2 separate regions of the Mus musculus genome follow, and region 2 is linked to region 1. A link is a loop called in an ENCODE intact Hi-C map of the cell type or tissue named here. Cell type or tissue: heart. All regions are shown on one strand.

Region 1 (8,000 bases):
AAATGAAGATGTATACCTTTCACTTCAATTATTTCTTCCTGCACTGGAGTCCGGGAAGGTTTTTGTGGAACAATCTTCTTAGAAACTTCAGGTACTTTAAAAACATGTACAAATACATTTGTAATGTGAAGGAGATTTCATAGCGCAAAATTTCAAAACTATGTCAGCTTGGGTAACTATATAAATCTCATGTGAGCATATATCGGAGAGCTTAGGTGCATGTCACTAGAAGAGTCTTTAAATGGTGTCGGTACCTTTGATGACTTGAACTTTTTCTTCCTCCATTCTCCGAGTAGTCTTTTCAACTTTTTCAACTACTGGCTTCTTTACAACTGCAAATATTTTAAAGAAATTGCAGTACTTTTAGAATTTCTATTAAAAATCCTTTCTTTTTTCTCTGTACATACACACATATGTATGTAAATAGAATAGTTTTAGAGACAGGCAGGTTTGGTGTTTTCAACCTTAAGCGCGAGTTACTGGAACTGTTTATATTCATTTTATCTTTACTGTAACATTCTTTTATCTTAATATTTTTACTGTTTCGAGTAGATATAAATTCTCAAGAGAAAATTCATAGATACAATAAACTCAGAGAAGAAGTTGTGCCTATTGGATTTAACTGTTGATTCAGTCATCCTTGCCAAACAAGCCATGATAAGGACAGGAATACTCTGCTTATTTAAATGATTCTAATCACATACCTTTGGGAGGTGGTACTTTCTTTTCAGGCACTTTGGCTGGGATTTTCTTCTCATGTAATTCTTTAATAAAAAGCACAAGATAAACAGGGATGCTTAAACCAGTCAATTCTAATAGGCTGTGTTTGTTGCAGATGTTAAAAAGCTAAGTGTAATTTAGTATTGTGAAAGGAATCTGTCATGCTGGGCAGTATATGACCAACATAACTGTAGAGCAAAGTCTCAAGATAGAATTGAGTAGTAAGGGCCCATGGGATGTAGCCTCAGTACTGGGACTAAGTGGTTCAACCTACAATGAAATCACATCATCTCACATAGGGATGATGTCTACTCTAGAAATTAAAGGATTAAAGACCATAGCCTTGGAGAAACCAAAATGATCATCTTAGCTTTTATGCCCATCTTACATCAAGTAACAACATCAAAGGAAGCAAAAATGAGGCGCAGAGGAAGAATGGCCACCCAGTTGATGCTTACCTTCATGAACCTCCTTCTGAACCTGAATTATTTCTCTTTCATGGTAAATCTCTTCCCACTCTTCCTCCCCTTCATCGTAGCCCTCTTCTCTCTCATAGTACTCCTGTCCTTCTTCAAAGTCCTCCTCCCATTCCTCGTGGACTTGCTTTTTAGCTTCCACCTTGATCTCTTCATAGTCTTCATCTGGTTCTTCATAATAGGGTTCTTCATATGGCTCTGTGTATGGTTCCGTTTCCAATTCCTCATAGGGCTCTTCCCAAGGCTCTATGTGAACTTTCTTTTCGTAGACTGCTTCCTCTCGTTCATACACAGCCTCTTTCTCTTTGTGAACCTCTTTCTTTCTGGTGATGGTTGTTATTTTTACCTCTTCAGCCTTAGAGGACACGTCAATAATCTCAGAAGCTGAAAGACAAAAGGAGAAGGGGGAAGAGAAGGAAAAATCCCATCAATTACACCCATCAGAAAGCTTTATCCAAGGGAAATCCACAGTTATTCAGCACCAAGCTCTGCAGATGCTGTAGTATTAGACTGAGAATCTCTTATGGTTTGCTTTTTATGGGTTCGATTTTATTAACTAGGCAACATGACAGGATCAAATGCTCTTTGCTCTTGATTTGAGGGTTTTCTTCTAGTGTCAAAAGTATAGATTCAATAGATAGTTTCACATTGCTATACCTTCCATCGTTTTACATGAACACCAGTTTGGAGAGCTCCTTGCAACTCCCCATGAAGCACGACATCAACATTATTTATAAACCCTTAATATGTGTGTGGATTATAATGTAAAGCTTAGAAGGAACCCTTCCTTTTCCATCCATAGCTTCCTTTCCCCTGGAGGAGCACCAGAAAACATTGTTTCTAGCCTTTTTTCACAATGACCAAGGGGACCTGAAAAATTTACAATAACATGGAAGCTTAATATTTAAAAACAATAAAGAGAATACAAGCAAACTTCAGGAGTAAATTATAAAATGGCTAATAATTCCTTTTTTATTTACCTTTTGCTGGAATCATGGGAGTAGGAGGTGGAGGCTTCTTGGCAACTTCTGGGACTTCAAAAAAAACAGAAAATGCATGTTTCCATTTAGACTGTGTGTTGTTTAATGTTTATTAATCTAGAGCACTATCATCATCCTTTGCATATGAATTATTACTAATGTAGCACCGCTTACAGGAGCAGCATAGAGCCCCCATCATCTCCAAACCAAGCTAATATGAGTTGCTATGACAAGTCAGGGTAACAAACTGCCCAGAGGCTGGGGTTTCATTCCAGTTTAGGCTGGTTTGAAACAATTCAAACGTAGAAGAAATAGCAAAGGAATGTGTAAAGGATCTAGTGCTTAAAGCTCACGCCTTTGCTCTTTTCATTATTAACTTTAAAGTTCACCAAACACCCATGCTTTCAAAGTGACCACCCAGGAAAGCCCGTGTGATGGTCGGTGCCTGTGCCTGTGTTGGCCACTGGGTGGGAGGTTGCTGGGCTTTCCCTCTGTGTCAATAGCTGCTTTTTTACATTAGTCATATAAATGTCTTCCATACCCCTCCAAGATAGATTACATTTCTCCTAACTGTGCCACTTTCTGTCTTCAAATGGTAAGACAAGAAAACCAAGAAAGACCCTGAGCTGGGCTACAGGGGCAGCATTGTAGCACCAACCCCTGAACTCCTCTGGGAGGGCTTGGTCAGAAAGAGCAGTGGAACCTGATTGATTTGAAGGTCTCTCTCACATCATCAGCTGTAGATGGCAAGCATTCTCTGCTTGTGTCATCAGTTGTCAGAGGCAGGCGTGGAAGGTAGAAATCCAAGAGTTTGAGAGACGAGGGGATTTCTCATCTCGTGACTCCAACTCTTACCCCTTGTGTTTCCTACACTAAGTTTCCACAGCGAAAACCCTAATGCCATTTCTTGATTAAAATTTTATTTGACTTTTAAAGTTGATTATAATATACCTGGTGGTGGTGGGGCCTCTTCTTTGGGCTTTGTGACAACTTTTTTGGTATCTTTTTTCACACCCTTTTTGGTCACTAAAAACAAAAACAAATATCAGATATAAGTAAAGGTTTTTAGGATAAGAACATTATAAAATAAACTTTATTGTGAGATACTTGCTTCAGAAAAATCATGTACTAAAAAGTGTGTGTGCATGAAAGAGAGAGAGAGAGATAGATAGATAGATTGATTGATTTTGGATACATTTGGTAGAATATATACTGTGGCTTTATATGTCCATTGCTTGTATGGTGGATAAGAATTAGCATTATCAGATGAGGAGGAGAGCAGTTATGCCCTCTCCTCTGTGTTTCATTTGGGTGTGGAGATCAAAATTTTCAGGAGAACAGCAAGTGGAATAAGAGAATTAAAGTCCAACCCATGTCATACGTGTGGGTGCAGCTGCTGCTGCTGCAAGGGGGTATGCACTGGTCACGGCTCTGAGCCATGTTGCCTGTGGCTGTTAGCATTTGTGAGCAGGAAACACCCTGTGATTTTAAAAATCTGATTTAAACTCTCACCTTTTGCAATGAATACCAGCAGTCATGTTGACATTTCCCTTTAAAGGGAAAGCCTTTTTTTTTTTTTTTTTTTTTTTTTTTTTAAACAGAAATTACTGCTTCTGACCCCAGAAAGATCATGGAATCTAATTTATGATTTTTGATTATTCCTCTATGCTGCAAGTACACAAAATATCCTCAAGTATGCTCATATAAATTACAAACATGTTTCCTTCTTTTATTGAAAGTATATGGACTGGAGAGATGGCTCAGTGGTTAAAAGCTCTGACTGCTCTTCCAGAGGTCCTGAGTTCAATCCCAGCAACCACATGGTGACTCACAACCATCCGTAATGGGATCTGATGCCCTCTTCTGGTATGTCTGAAGAGAGCTACAGTGTACTCACATACATTAAAAAAAAACAATCTTTAAAAAAAAAAAAGTATACTAGGCACAAAATTGGATGAAAAATACTGAATTTCTTTGGAACTGACTGAAAAATAGACCAAACATTTTAATATCAATTGCAGCAGGCGTAAGAGAACTCAACATGTCATTCCATGATGTTATTATAGTGGCAGTGACCAGGCTATAGAAAAACACAGCTTTGACCAGTAGATGTTTTATGGCTATGTTGAGAGAATCCTCCTAGCAACTTTGAATTTGTAGCCCTAGGAAGTCTTAGGCAACCTTCTGCCTGGGTTGTATGGCTTCAGGGAAGCTACTTAAGTATTTAGCATTTGAGATGGTCAATTTGTTGTATGTTTAAGGGTTTGTCTGTTTCGTTCTGCTTCTGAGGCAAGGTCTTACTATATAGTTCCATTTGGCTTGTCTTATGGGCCTTATGTTGGTGGTAACTGTCCCGACTCTGCCTTCTGAGCTGGGAACTTAGCTCTTAATTAGTTACCTCCTTCCTTGGTTAACACAATAAAACACAAACAAATCCCCACAGAAGACCCAGTCAAACATGTGAAAGGTATTCTCAGTTATATTTTTGCATAAATAGTATCTAACAACGAGTAGTTAGAAGTATAATTGAGGAGAAAACAAACCCCAATTTTCAGTTTTCTTCTTAACTAATATGATATATTTCCATAAGCTGCTCCACAAATTGGATTTATTATTATCATATTGATTGTTAGGCATAATAGTTAGCAGCATTAAAATAAATTTAATTTTAACTAATACCTAAGTGATTCCTTTGCAATATTTTAAAAGTAAACATAACATTTGGGTTAATCTGATAATTTTCAGAATTTCAAACCATGTAGCAGGAATAACATTTTCAAGTCAGTTCAACTTCTTGACCACAAGAGGGAGCACGAGTGACAGGAAGTCACATTTTCAAGACCAGACTGGAATTCTAAGGTTTACCACTTCAGTTAAGTGTAATACCTTCAATTCGTTTTGCTGGCGGCTTCTTCTCTTCAGGTAATGGCAGCAAAAGAGGGATGGAAGGAGCAACCGCAGGAGGGATTTCTGAGAAGAAAAAAAAGAGACATCTCATGCATTTTGTTTATTAATTCAAGGGTTTAGTCAGAACAACTGACACCAGTCTCTATTTAGAACATGAGCCGAGTGTTTCTCCTGGTTCCACAGTGGAGACGATGAAGTAGAACCTTCCTTCTCTATACCCAGATGCTAAGGCTAGGATCTTACCTTCCGGTGGGACAGCTCTGATGGGCATGGTTGGGATTGGAACTCTGGAATCGGGAATATCTGGAAGAAATGTATAGTGATAAGTACTGGGGAGTTGATAACACACGTTCATTGTTCAGTCACTCCCAACAGCCCCATCCGGCATGCAGACAGGATGATATTCATGACATAACACACGTGCCACACAGTTCTGCTGCTCATGAGATCTTGCTTATTTCTCTATTCACACCTTTGTGTGTTCCTAATAACAACTTCACTTTCTCCACTTCCCCAAATTCATAATGCATAACATTACTCTGCTTGAAATTATTTTTACCAAACAGCATTTTAATGAAAAGAGAAATGGTAACCTTGTGTATTTTAATTGGGCCTCTGTATTTATAAAACCACACTCAACTCACTATAAGCAAAAATTAAATATTAATAGTTATATTGTATTACTATAGATAATAATAACTTACCAGGAGGCTTCATCTCAAGTTTTATTTCTGCAAAAGAAAAAGAGAGTGTTTTTATATGTATAGCTCTCTGGGCAAGATGCTTGCTTTCAGGACAATAGCATGGTCCCCACAGGGCCTGTCCTCACCTTTGGTTGTTAAGTACAGTTCCGCTGTGCTTCTTGCTTCGCCTCTTGGCTCCAGCCGAGCAATTACTGAATAGACACCTGGAGAGAATTGTCATCCTACGTTAGTCTCCTAAAACACTTCCTTAGCTCAATATAAAATGCTCACTTCTGTCTTTCCCTCTTGTTATAAAGTACGCCACAGAGGATTGTAGAATGTAAGCATAAAGGTAGAAATATCAGTAGGCAGGTGCAGGTGAGTCTTACGTTACATAGTCACTGGCAAACTGTCCGTGCAGTTACCTTCGTCATCTGGGGTCACATTGTGGATTGTCATGTAATGGCAGCGGCCGTCGTTTCTAAAGTTGTATTTCTGGCTCTCAGTCAGCTCTGTTGGTCCTTTGTACCAGGTAACTATGGCGTCGTCAAAGGACACTTCGCACTCGAAAGTAGCAGACTGATGCTCGCTCACCACGATGTTCTGTATGCGCTTTGTAAACTGAATGGGTTCGGCTGTTTGGACACAAAGGATGCAGAGTTAGATGGCACAGACAGAAATCTCTGCTGATGTGATTTCGCTCAGATACTTAAAGCTCTTGGTGGCTGAGCTGGGGTTTCATCGTGTGGCTCAAGCAGGTCCCCACTGCCTTGGTCTTTCAAGTGCTGGAATTACAGGGTGGACACGTGCACCACCAGACCCAGCACAATTAGCTTTTTTAGGGAGGGTATCACTGTTGAACCTGGGCCTCACAAAGAAGTGCTATGCCACCCTCGTACTTTAATTTTTTTTATATATTTTTTGAGATGAGGTATACCTAAGATTCGCAGGCTGACCTCAAACTTTCTATCTTCCTGCCCCAGTCTCCCAGATACCCGGGATTGCAGGTCTGCGTTCCCAAGCTTGGCTTCTATTTGTATTCACTTACAACACTAGTGACACATTCTTGTATCAGTAACCAAACTATTTCCAGCCTTCAGGCCATTCTCAGAGAATGGATAGTGGACGGCGTAAAGAAATGCCCAGGAGTCCTTAAAACATTCATATGAAGGAAATGCCACAGGGAGATGTGAACCCAAACTCACATTAAATTTCAAAAGCTGTCCACGAAGTGGAAGGTTCGTAACGGGAGTACACATAGACAATCTTGCACTGAATTCCTTTGCAAACCCTTTCTTAACTTGAGAAAATTATTTTTTGTTGTTGTTGTTATTTAGGATCTAGAATTTTCTTTTCTATAAAGATTTCCCTGGGGAATGATTTCAAATTCAATGTGAAATTTGCAATTCTAAATTTCAGAGGATTCTCCGGAGTTCAGAAACCCACTTTCCAAGCACAGAAAGGTAAACACAAAGGCACCGCCCCCCTGCGGACAGCAGGCGCTTTTAGGAGCCGAACTAGGCGTGAGCAGATCTCCCTTCAGACTTGTGTGGAAGTCTGAGACTACACAGGTAACAGTGTCATGTGCATCCGGTAGACAATGACACTCTGGTGAGCTTTGTCACTGATGAACATATTTACAACATTTACTTATTTAAAAATGAATAGCACTTAAAACTTTACTCCAATATGAAGCTATTTTACTCTACACTTTTAACTTTAAAAACGAGGCACTAATATTCAGTGCAAAATAATTCAGAAACCTGAAATACCTCTGAACAAAAGATTAATATATAATTATTATAATATATAATTAATATAATATGTATTAATTTTAATAATTAAAATGGTACTAAATTATGAGGCACAGTTAACAAAAAAACCAACAAAAACAAAACAAAACAAACAAAAAACCCAAACCTATTCCTGGATAGCTTAAGGTTAATTCCCAAAGCTTAACAATTAAGAAATTATAGTATTGCTCTTTGAGTCAGAAATTTTACTTCAGGGATTCAGACAGTAGGAATAGAATCTTTTAAAGGAAATCAATATTTTTTTTAAAAAAAGCCATTACTCATCATGTATGTTGTTAATGTTATCTATAAAATTTCATACCCTTAACATCAAAGTAAGCCCCCGCCCCCAAAAGTAGCAATTCCTAATCACAGTTTCTTAGATTTATATTTACAACTTCTTTCCCAAGATTTTATTCTAGGAACCGTAGTCATAAATAT
Region 2 (8,000 bases), 190 kb before region 1:
AACTTAATTGAAGAGAGAACACCTGGTCTGCATGTCGACAGTACCTTTTGGCAGCAGCCTGGAGAAAAGGAACTCTGAAAAAGAAAAGTGTTTGCTTTTTGCCTGCTTGCCTTCATGTTGTGCTGGCTTCATTTACCCTTGCTGCTGTCACCATTCTTTGCTGACAGAGTCTGACAGTCTAACTTCCAACATGGACTGGAGTCCAGGAGCTCTAAAAAAATCCTCCAGATCTTGAGGGTTAGTGTGGCACAGCTGAGGCATCTAGCTTTGAAGACCAAGCAGCTTCCAGGTTCTCTCCATTGAGAAGGTAGCCATTGTTGGGCTACCCAGATCACTTCATATAAGCCAATCAATAACCTCCCCTTCTCTATCTATCTATCTATCTATCTATCTATCTATCTATCTATCTATCTATCTATCTATCAATATATTCTACTGGTTCTCTTTCTCTTGAGAACCCTAACTAACACAGCAATAAATCTTCTTTTACGCTTTGGTGTATGGTCCTAAAATTCAAAATTATTAAGTCAGAAGATAAGGGTACAATTACTTCTGATAAAACTCTTGGTCAAATGACTTCCTTCCCCATCGATCATATAAGAAATGGCCCATTTCCCCATGTCTCTGTCAGTATTCTCGTCCTCGCTAGTGGGATAAGCAAAAAATGATACCTTGTTTGTGTTCTAATTTTGCTCCAATTATGGATATAATTAAGCGTTCCATTAGAATCAAAGACAATTTGTGTTTTATTAGTTTATGAACTTAGCTTACTTCTAGGGCTAGATCACCTACCCACCAGTTAATCATATTTCCCCAACTTTCTGCAGGTTCACATATCTTCTTGCTCTAGGATCTATTTAAAAGTAGGCACAACTCTGAAACTTATTTTTTCTGCATCTGAAGGATTCTCCTGAGTTGGGGGAAGAACGACTCACCGCTCAGAGGTACCATCCTTCTATCCTGAAATTGTTCCTGACTCCCAAGTTTTAACAACTTAACCTGGCTGCTTACTAATGATCTTTACTGGAAGCACATATGTAATACTAAAACCAAAAATGTCCAAGGGAGCTTATGGAATATACAGTCATCCTAAACACTGTGTCTATGCAGAGGATGAGAGTCTGGCTGGAGGTTGGTACTCCAATGCTGTCTTGTTTTCTTTAGACATGAAACGAAAGGTATAGGATGAATTAAATATAACAAGAATTTGTTAAACAAGTTTCTGTGATGATTTCTTCTGTAACTTTTTAAAATTGACAAAACACACCTAATTTAAAATTTACTTTTTTGTTGTTTTTTTTTTTGTTTGTTTTTCGAGACAGGGTTTTTCTGTATAGCCCTGGCTGTCCTGGAACTCACTTTGTAGACCAGGCTGGCCTCGAACTCAGAAATCTGCCTGCCTCTGCCTCCCAAGGGCTGGGATTAAAGGCGTGCGCCACCACTGCCCAGCAAAATTTACTTCCTTGACTATTTTTAAATAAGTATAAAGTACAATTGTGTTACAGTGCAATCTACATCTAGAACTCTTATCTTGATCACTGAAACACTATGCTATTCAACATCTCTCCTTTAGTCCCAGGTAACCACCCTCTGCTTTTGTGTCTGCTGGCTTGACTATTATAGATACTTCATATAATTGCAATCCTACAGTATTGATATTTTTTTGTGTCTGGCGTCTTTCACTTAGCGGATTAGTCTTTAAGGTTCATCTACACTGTAGCATGAGTCAGAATTTCACTCTTTTGAAAGCCTATGTAATATTTCACTGTGTGCCCTATACCCATTGTTTTATTTGCTCTCCCATCTCTGGACTCTTGGGTTTCTTCCACATCTTGCTTCTTGTGGACTGTGCTGTTACTGAGAACATAGATATGCAAATATCTCTTTGAGACTTACTTCCATTTTTAAAGAATATACAGATTTGTTTTGATTTTTTTTATAAACGACTTATCTTTTTTAAAGCTACTAAAAGATACAGCAAAAAAAAAAACCCACAACTTACCGTAGCCTTCTTTTCCATATGCAAACGAAGGCGGTATAATCACCTTTCTCTTTTCCCCAGGGCACATGTCCATCATAGCAATGTCCAGCCCCTTTATGACATGTCCGACACCAAGAACAAACCATTTGGGGTGGCCTTCATCTTGTGTCCGGCTATGAGAAACCATACTTAGTGTGTAAGTAAGACCATCTCATAAAGGAAACTTAAATACAGCTCAGGCACTTGTTACTTAAGACTGGAATCTCTTTCCCCACATTGCACCCTTCAGAACTCTGTCCTTTGCGAATTGTTTGGATCAAACTTCCCCATAAATTGGCAGAGCATATCATTGGAAAACATTCTGATTTCTGATTTTTGCCGTCCTTACAAAAACTACTCAATGGTTCACTTTTAAAAATGGGTCTCCTGCCTCTAACTAGCTGGATGGCTTGAACAAAATGACTCATTTACCTTCTCTGGGTTTGTTTCCCAAACCAAAGGGGCAGGCTGAGCCCTAAATTTCATTTTAAGAACGACTGAAAAATAGCATCCTGTCAAATTTCTCTTCTACGTTGGAAGAATAAGTTTTCCTCTAAATTGGAAAGAATTGCTAGACTGGAAAGATTGGCCTGTCTTTGAGGGGAAACAGTACAGCTAAACAGACTGCATTCAGTCAGACCGGACTAGGGAACAGAGAGAATGGATGTGATAACCAGAGTTTTAGAAAATGACCCACAAAGTCCAGAAGGAAACGCGGTAGCTTTCTTATACACTCTGTTTGGAATCAGACTTCAGCTCTGGGTAAGGAGAAAGTGTGAATATCTTTTCAAGAAGCCTCTAGATTTAGTTTTCCGGGTTCCAAGGACAGTGGTGGTGGTCAGTGCTCTGCCTGACGTAGTGAGTCTGCAGTCAGTTTACTGCGCTTACATTTCAAATAACTAAAAACATTCAGTTTTGTTTAGGGAATGTCTTCTAATCTAAATCGGCATGAAGGCTTAATTTACTGTTAAAAAACAAAACCAAAAAACCTTAAAACAAAACAACCAGTTAGGCTCTGGCTGCTGCTGCTGGTGGTAGTGGGCAAGATGTGGTCTATCAACTGAACTTGAACTGGACGGAGCATCTCCTACCTGCAGTAGAATTTGGAGCCGTCTTTAGCCAAGTAGCCATCGTAATGGGCATTTAGCAAGTCTCCTTTCCTGCTTGTTTTGGAGCAGTTTTCTGGACGGTGCAAAACTTCTATTTTCACTTCCTCAGTGCTTTCTTCTTTTGTTTGTCCCTGAGCATCGGAACAACACCACAGGCTAAGGAAAACTGCTAGTCTGAATAGGAGATTCATGTTTCCCAAAGCAGCACTCCCAGGCCCAGTGTAAGCCCCACAGAGTGTCAGCAGGCTGATCAGACTGAATTGGGACGCGTGGCAGGCATTGTCCTACGTCACAAAGGTCCAAGGCGGGGCTACGAGAGGCCCCGCCCCCTCTCGCACCAGCAAATCGCCGCCGGTTGGAGTGTGTCTTGGCCGTTGGGTGCTCCGGTTGGCTGTACTCTGGCTAGAATAGCACCGCACACCCTGTCCGCAGGTTTCTTTCGCCTGCAGTAGTCAGACTTGCGTTTCCTGAAATAAAACTGGCATTATGGTGGTCGTTTCTAGGCACTTAGGAGATGCTGCAAAATTTTATGGGCTCCACTTGATGCCCTGATCTTGCCTCTCCAACACTGCCTCTGCTAACGGATTGCTTGAATGGCTTGGTTTTAAATTTTTAAATGCTACACTGACCCATTTGGCCATAGAAAAAGAATAGATAGCTGTAGGATCCTAAATACAGTATTTTTAAAATATTAAAATGTTGGGCCAAGAAATTGATACAAAATGCAAACAGGTCACGGTGGGATATTCTAGTCGTTATTCTTTCTAATCACAGGCTTCTAAGGCCCCTACGGACTTGACAGGCACAGTGGATGCAGACATTTTTGGAAGAATAGGTTCTTGACAATATAGGTTGGCTGCTCTTCTCTGGATATTTGTGGAAGTCCTTGAAGGATATTTTTGGAGGGGGGGATATGGTAGTTGGAGTACTGCGAAAAAAGACTCCAGGCCATGTCTACCGCATGCAGCCAGGAGACTCTCAGAACACACAGTGGAGTGTCTCCAGGGCTTCAGCAGCCCATGCCCGGCATTGCAAAAGATAACTTGTGTTTCTGTCCCTAACCTCTTGAGGCCGCCCTTGAGGTGAAGGCCTTTAGCAGAGAAAAGCTTTTTTTTTTTTTTTTTCTCCCATGAGAATTCATTCACATCAGACAGGAAAACTGACTATTGAACATTTTGTTCCAATTTCACAGCTGGCTAATAGACAACAGAGATTAGTCCAGTCTCTTGATATATCCCCCTTATCCTTTTAGTATGATAAACCTTTCAAACAACACAAAACTCGAATTTTATGGTAAGTGTCAGATGCCCTCCACAGTTGAACTATCATTACTGAACTCTATGTGATTTGTTGAATATTCAGCTCGTCGATTCCCCAAGTGGACATCCCGATCACCCTATTCAGTCAGCCTTCCTGGAAGGATAAGCCAGGGATTTCACTACCTCAATACTGACTCTGCTTTATGCAAAGTAATTGGAATTTGCAAAACTTTCTAAATCTAAAAGTTGTCAAGTGTGTAAGGACGCCCTTCCAAGTGAGATTAAAAAAAAATTAAGAGAAATCCTTTTAAAAACAAAACAAAAATAGGATGCACGATACCTTCTTAACATTTTTCTTCTTAACCTCTTCTTTCCTGTGTGTGTGTGTGTGTGTGTGTGTGTGAGAGAGAGAGAGAGAGAGAGAGAGAGAGAAAGAGAGAGAGAGAGAAGGGGGGTCTGTCTGGCCTAGAAGTCACTGCGTAGACCAGGCAGGCTTGGAACTAACAGAACTCATCTGCCTTCCTCTGCTTCCTAAATGCTGGTATTAAAGGCATACATCGTGATGTATGACATTAAAAGAAAAAAAAATGTGTGTGTGTGTGGGGGGGGGGCCGGGGGGGGGATGCGTGTAACATGGCCCATGTGTAAATGAGGTTCTTTCCTTCCACTGTGTGAGGCCCCCAGGACAGTACTGGTCAAGCTCCCGGAGGCAAGCGCTTTACTTGGAAAGCTATCTTGCCAACCCTAGTTCCATAAGACCTTGTTGGAGGACCTCTCTGGCCTGCATACTACTTTCTTAAAAGAAGGATGTAGCCCAGGCTGGCCTTTGGTCCTTCCTGCCTCAGCCTCTAGAGTGCTGGGATTACAGGGCCTTGCCATTGCTCCAGCTTTTCCTAGGAGGTAACTTCCTACTTCCCCGGAGTGTGAGCACTGGAAGCTCCAAGAAATGAGCAACCCTTGATTTTATTGAAAAAGATCCGAAGGAGGCGAGGCCTTCGGCAGCCGCCTTGTGCAGGATGCCCCGGGAGTTGGTCTGCTGCGGACTGGAGATGTCCGGATGCGGGGCAGCCGGGGAGCGGGGGACCGCGGAGCCGCCCCACGAGGGCGCGCGGCGCAGCCTCGGGCACGCGGCCGTCCCGCAGCCCCGCCGCCGGGGAGGGGTTTCGTGGGCCGAGCCGGCCCCTTTCATCCAGGAAGTGAAAGCGACGTCGGGGTCAATGAAAACAAGCCGGGAAGCCCGAGGGGAAGGAAGGCAGGCGTGCAGGAGGGCAGCGCCGGGGCTCGTGGAGCGGTGGCGGAGCGGGAGGGCGGCGGGCGCTGGGGTCGTCCCGGGGGTCGCCGCGCCGTTCCCGCTGGGGATGTCCGCGCCTCGCGGCCTCCGAGCAGCACGGGGCGCCCGCCGGCCGGGCCTCTGAGGGCCGCCGGGTCGGGGCGGAGGGCTGCGGGCCCGCGCCTCCGCAGCAGCGCGGCCGGCGCCGGGCCAGGAGGATGCGCGGCGCCGGGCTCTGAAGCATGGAGGGGGTTCTGTACAAGTGGACCAACTATCTCACAGGTACGGGGCGGGCGGCGTGGGGCGGCGGGCAGTCGGGCCCTTGGGCACCCCCTGGCAAGCCGCGGCACTCAGTTCCGCGCTCGATGCCCTCCGACCCTTCCACTGCCCCTCGTGGGGCCCATTACGGGCCTCTTCGATTGGGAGTTCGAGACTGCGTACCAGCCTGAGGATGGGACACCACCAAAAACCTGCACTGCCCCTTGTGCCTCGGAAACAGTATCCCATCATCTCTTTTATCCACTGTCTCCTTCATCCACGCTCTATGGACAGCATTTGTAAAGTGTGTGTGTGCATTTGATTTTAAGATTTTTTTTTTTTTTTTTTTTTTTGTATATTCCTTTACATTTTCTTACCACAGGTTTGAAAGTCCACTTGTTGCGGCTGGCTGAGCTCATCAAGTGTGCTTTTGGAAGCTATCCTCAGAGAAGGTTCTTAAGGATTGGTTTTCTGTGAGGTTTGGGAATTTGGGTAATTGTGAGACATAGTGGAAGAAAGCACATTTTTAACACCACGGGAATTCGAGTCATTGTGAGAAATGGTTGGAAGTGCAGCCCAGAAGGAGCGGGCAAGTTTCCCTGGTGGGGTAGTTAGAAGAAAGCTGTTTGTATAGAAATGGGATCAGCAGCAGGGGGCTGTCCCTGCCTGTGATATTGGAAGTCTGGCTTTTAAAACACACCTTAAATCCATACATACTCTGTGATCTTTGTAAGAACTAACACCAAAGGCAGGTGGTATTCATTCAGGACCCCAGTTGGATAGGCCTGGGTGGTTAGCCATTTTGTCCCAGAGGTACTTTCCAACCTCTGAATCCCATGATCTCACTGAACTAGAGGAAAACCGGCGGCTTGAAGGGAATTGTGGGCAGTTCTCAGATTCTTAGTTACAAAGGATGGGCAGTTGTCATCTTGCTGCTGCTCACATACTCTGCCCAGTATTGAGCATCCTGTGATGCACTCAGCTAGTGTTCATCTAACTTGTGGGGAGCTGCAGGCAAACCCTGCTAGGGCTAAATGCTTGGTTGTATCTGGCTAGAGCCAGATTTACGATAGCCAGCGGCTTGATGTTTATAATGCACCGTGTTTTCTGCTCGAATGGAAAACCAAATAATCATGCAAATGACAGTTTTTTACTGGAAGCCTTGAGACATCAGGCCGACACTTTTTGCTAAGAGTTTTCCTTTGGGCCCTTGCGGGCACTGATTGCTGGTGGAGGTGCGGTATCAGCTTTGAGGTCCATATCCTTTAAGCTTGGAGATGCAAATGTTTTTGAGCACACTGTCTTTGGAGGTAAGGCGGGAGGAATATTTTTAGCATGGCCCAGAGCAATGGGGCAGTTACAGCCATGAGTCATAATTACAGGGAAATTGCTCTTGGGGTGAAATGTTCTTGTGGGAGGTGTCCTCATAGCCTGTGGTACAGAGAGCCAACGCATGCTGCTGTGGCTTTAGTTTTTATGGTGCGTTTTAATTTAACTTCTAGTAAGCATTGGAGAGCTTGCTGAGGCGGAAGTCTTTTGTTTGGAATGATTCCATTTTTTTTCTTCTCAAAAATGTAAAGTTGGCTCAGCAGTATGTTCATCTATTAATTTTAGTATCTTGGGTCAGAAGGATGAAGAACTGCTTGTACTAATTGGTCTTTAAGGAACCTTCCAGTGTAATGACAGTGGTCTGCCTTTTTTATTTTTTAATACGTGTTTTCATAACATTTAGTAGCTTGAGAAAACTACTAGTTAAAGTAGAGATTGACAAAGGAAATAAGCTTTTTCAGTAGAAGGGATTGCCAACCCTTTTACTGTACTATAAATGTGTGAACCAATTAGGGAAAGTTAGGTTAGATAATTGTTGCAAAAGGTGTGTGGAGATAGTTAACAGGCTTGATTAGATGAGCTTACTCGGCCATGTGGCTTTCTTGGTTCCTACAATTTCCAGATCACCGTGCTCCCAGTTCCTTTTGAAGAGCTGCTGCATCATAATACGGCAATAATGTACAATTTGTCTTAGTGACTGAGGTGGAAGACCATGTTTTCACCACCCCCATTTTGTTTACCACGGTGAATTAGTA

The links. A loop is a pair of places that touch in the nucleus more often than their neighbours do. Peaks named below come from ENCODE experiments on the same cell type or tissue, not always from the same donor. Only the 100,000 strongest peaks of a DNase experiment are listed, where the experiment ranks them.
Region 2: it touches region 1 in a loop (3-fold over the local background); 2 of 42 quality-filtered maps call a loop at or near these places.

The regions. Positions count from the first base shown.
Region 1 is chr2:76,862,096-76,870,095 of GRCm38, forward strand. It overlaps Ttn (titin), which reads right to left. Exons shown (of 313, transcript NM_011652.3): 104 at 6,192-6,401; 105 at 5,913-5,990; 106 at 5,788-5,814; 107 at 5,327-5,386; 108 at 5,063-5,146; 109 at 3,128-3,202; 110 at 2,177-2,230; 111 at 1,179-1,580; 112 at 705-764; 113 at 255-332; 114 at 17-94. Among named protein-coding and RNA genes, the nearest start is that of Ttn, 120 kb to the right of the region's middle. In heart, a CTCF peak has its summit at 4,969 (motif pointing right); no DNase peak of the experiment used is centred here.
Region 2 is chr2:76,669,695-76,677,694 of GRCm38, forward strand. It overlaps Fkbp7 (FK506 binding protein 7), which reads right to left and starts at 3,404. Exons shown (of 4, transcript NM_010222.2): 1 at 3,112-3,404; 2 at 2,003-2,154. The coding sequence starts at 3,320. It overlaps Plekha3 (pleckstrin homology domain-containing, family A (phosphoinositide binding specific) member 3), which reads left to right and starts at 5,621. Exons shown (of 8, transcript NM_031256.3): 1 at 5,621-5,940. The coding sequence starts at 5,901. It overlaps Gm39860 (a long non-coding RNA gene), which reads left to right and starts at 5,947. Exons shown (of 2, transcript XR_866494.2): 1 at 5,947-6,156; 2 at 6,299-8,000. In heart, a CTCF peak has its summit at 4,198; DNase peaks (open chromatin) are centred at 3,457, 4,167 and 5,477; H3K4me3 peaks cover 4,294 bases; H3K27ac peaks cover 3,164 bases.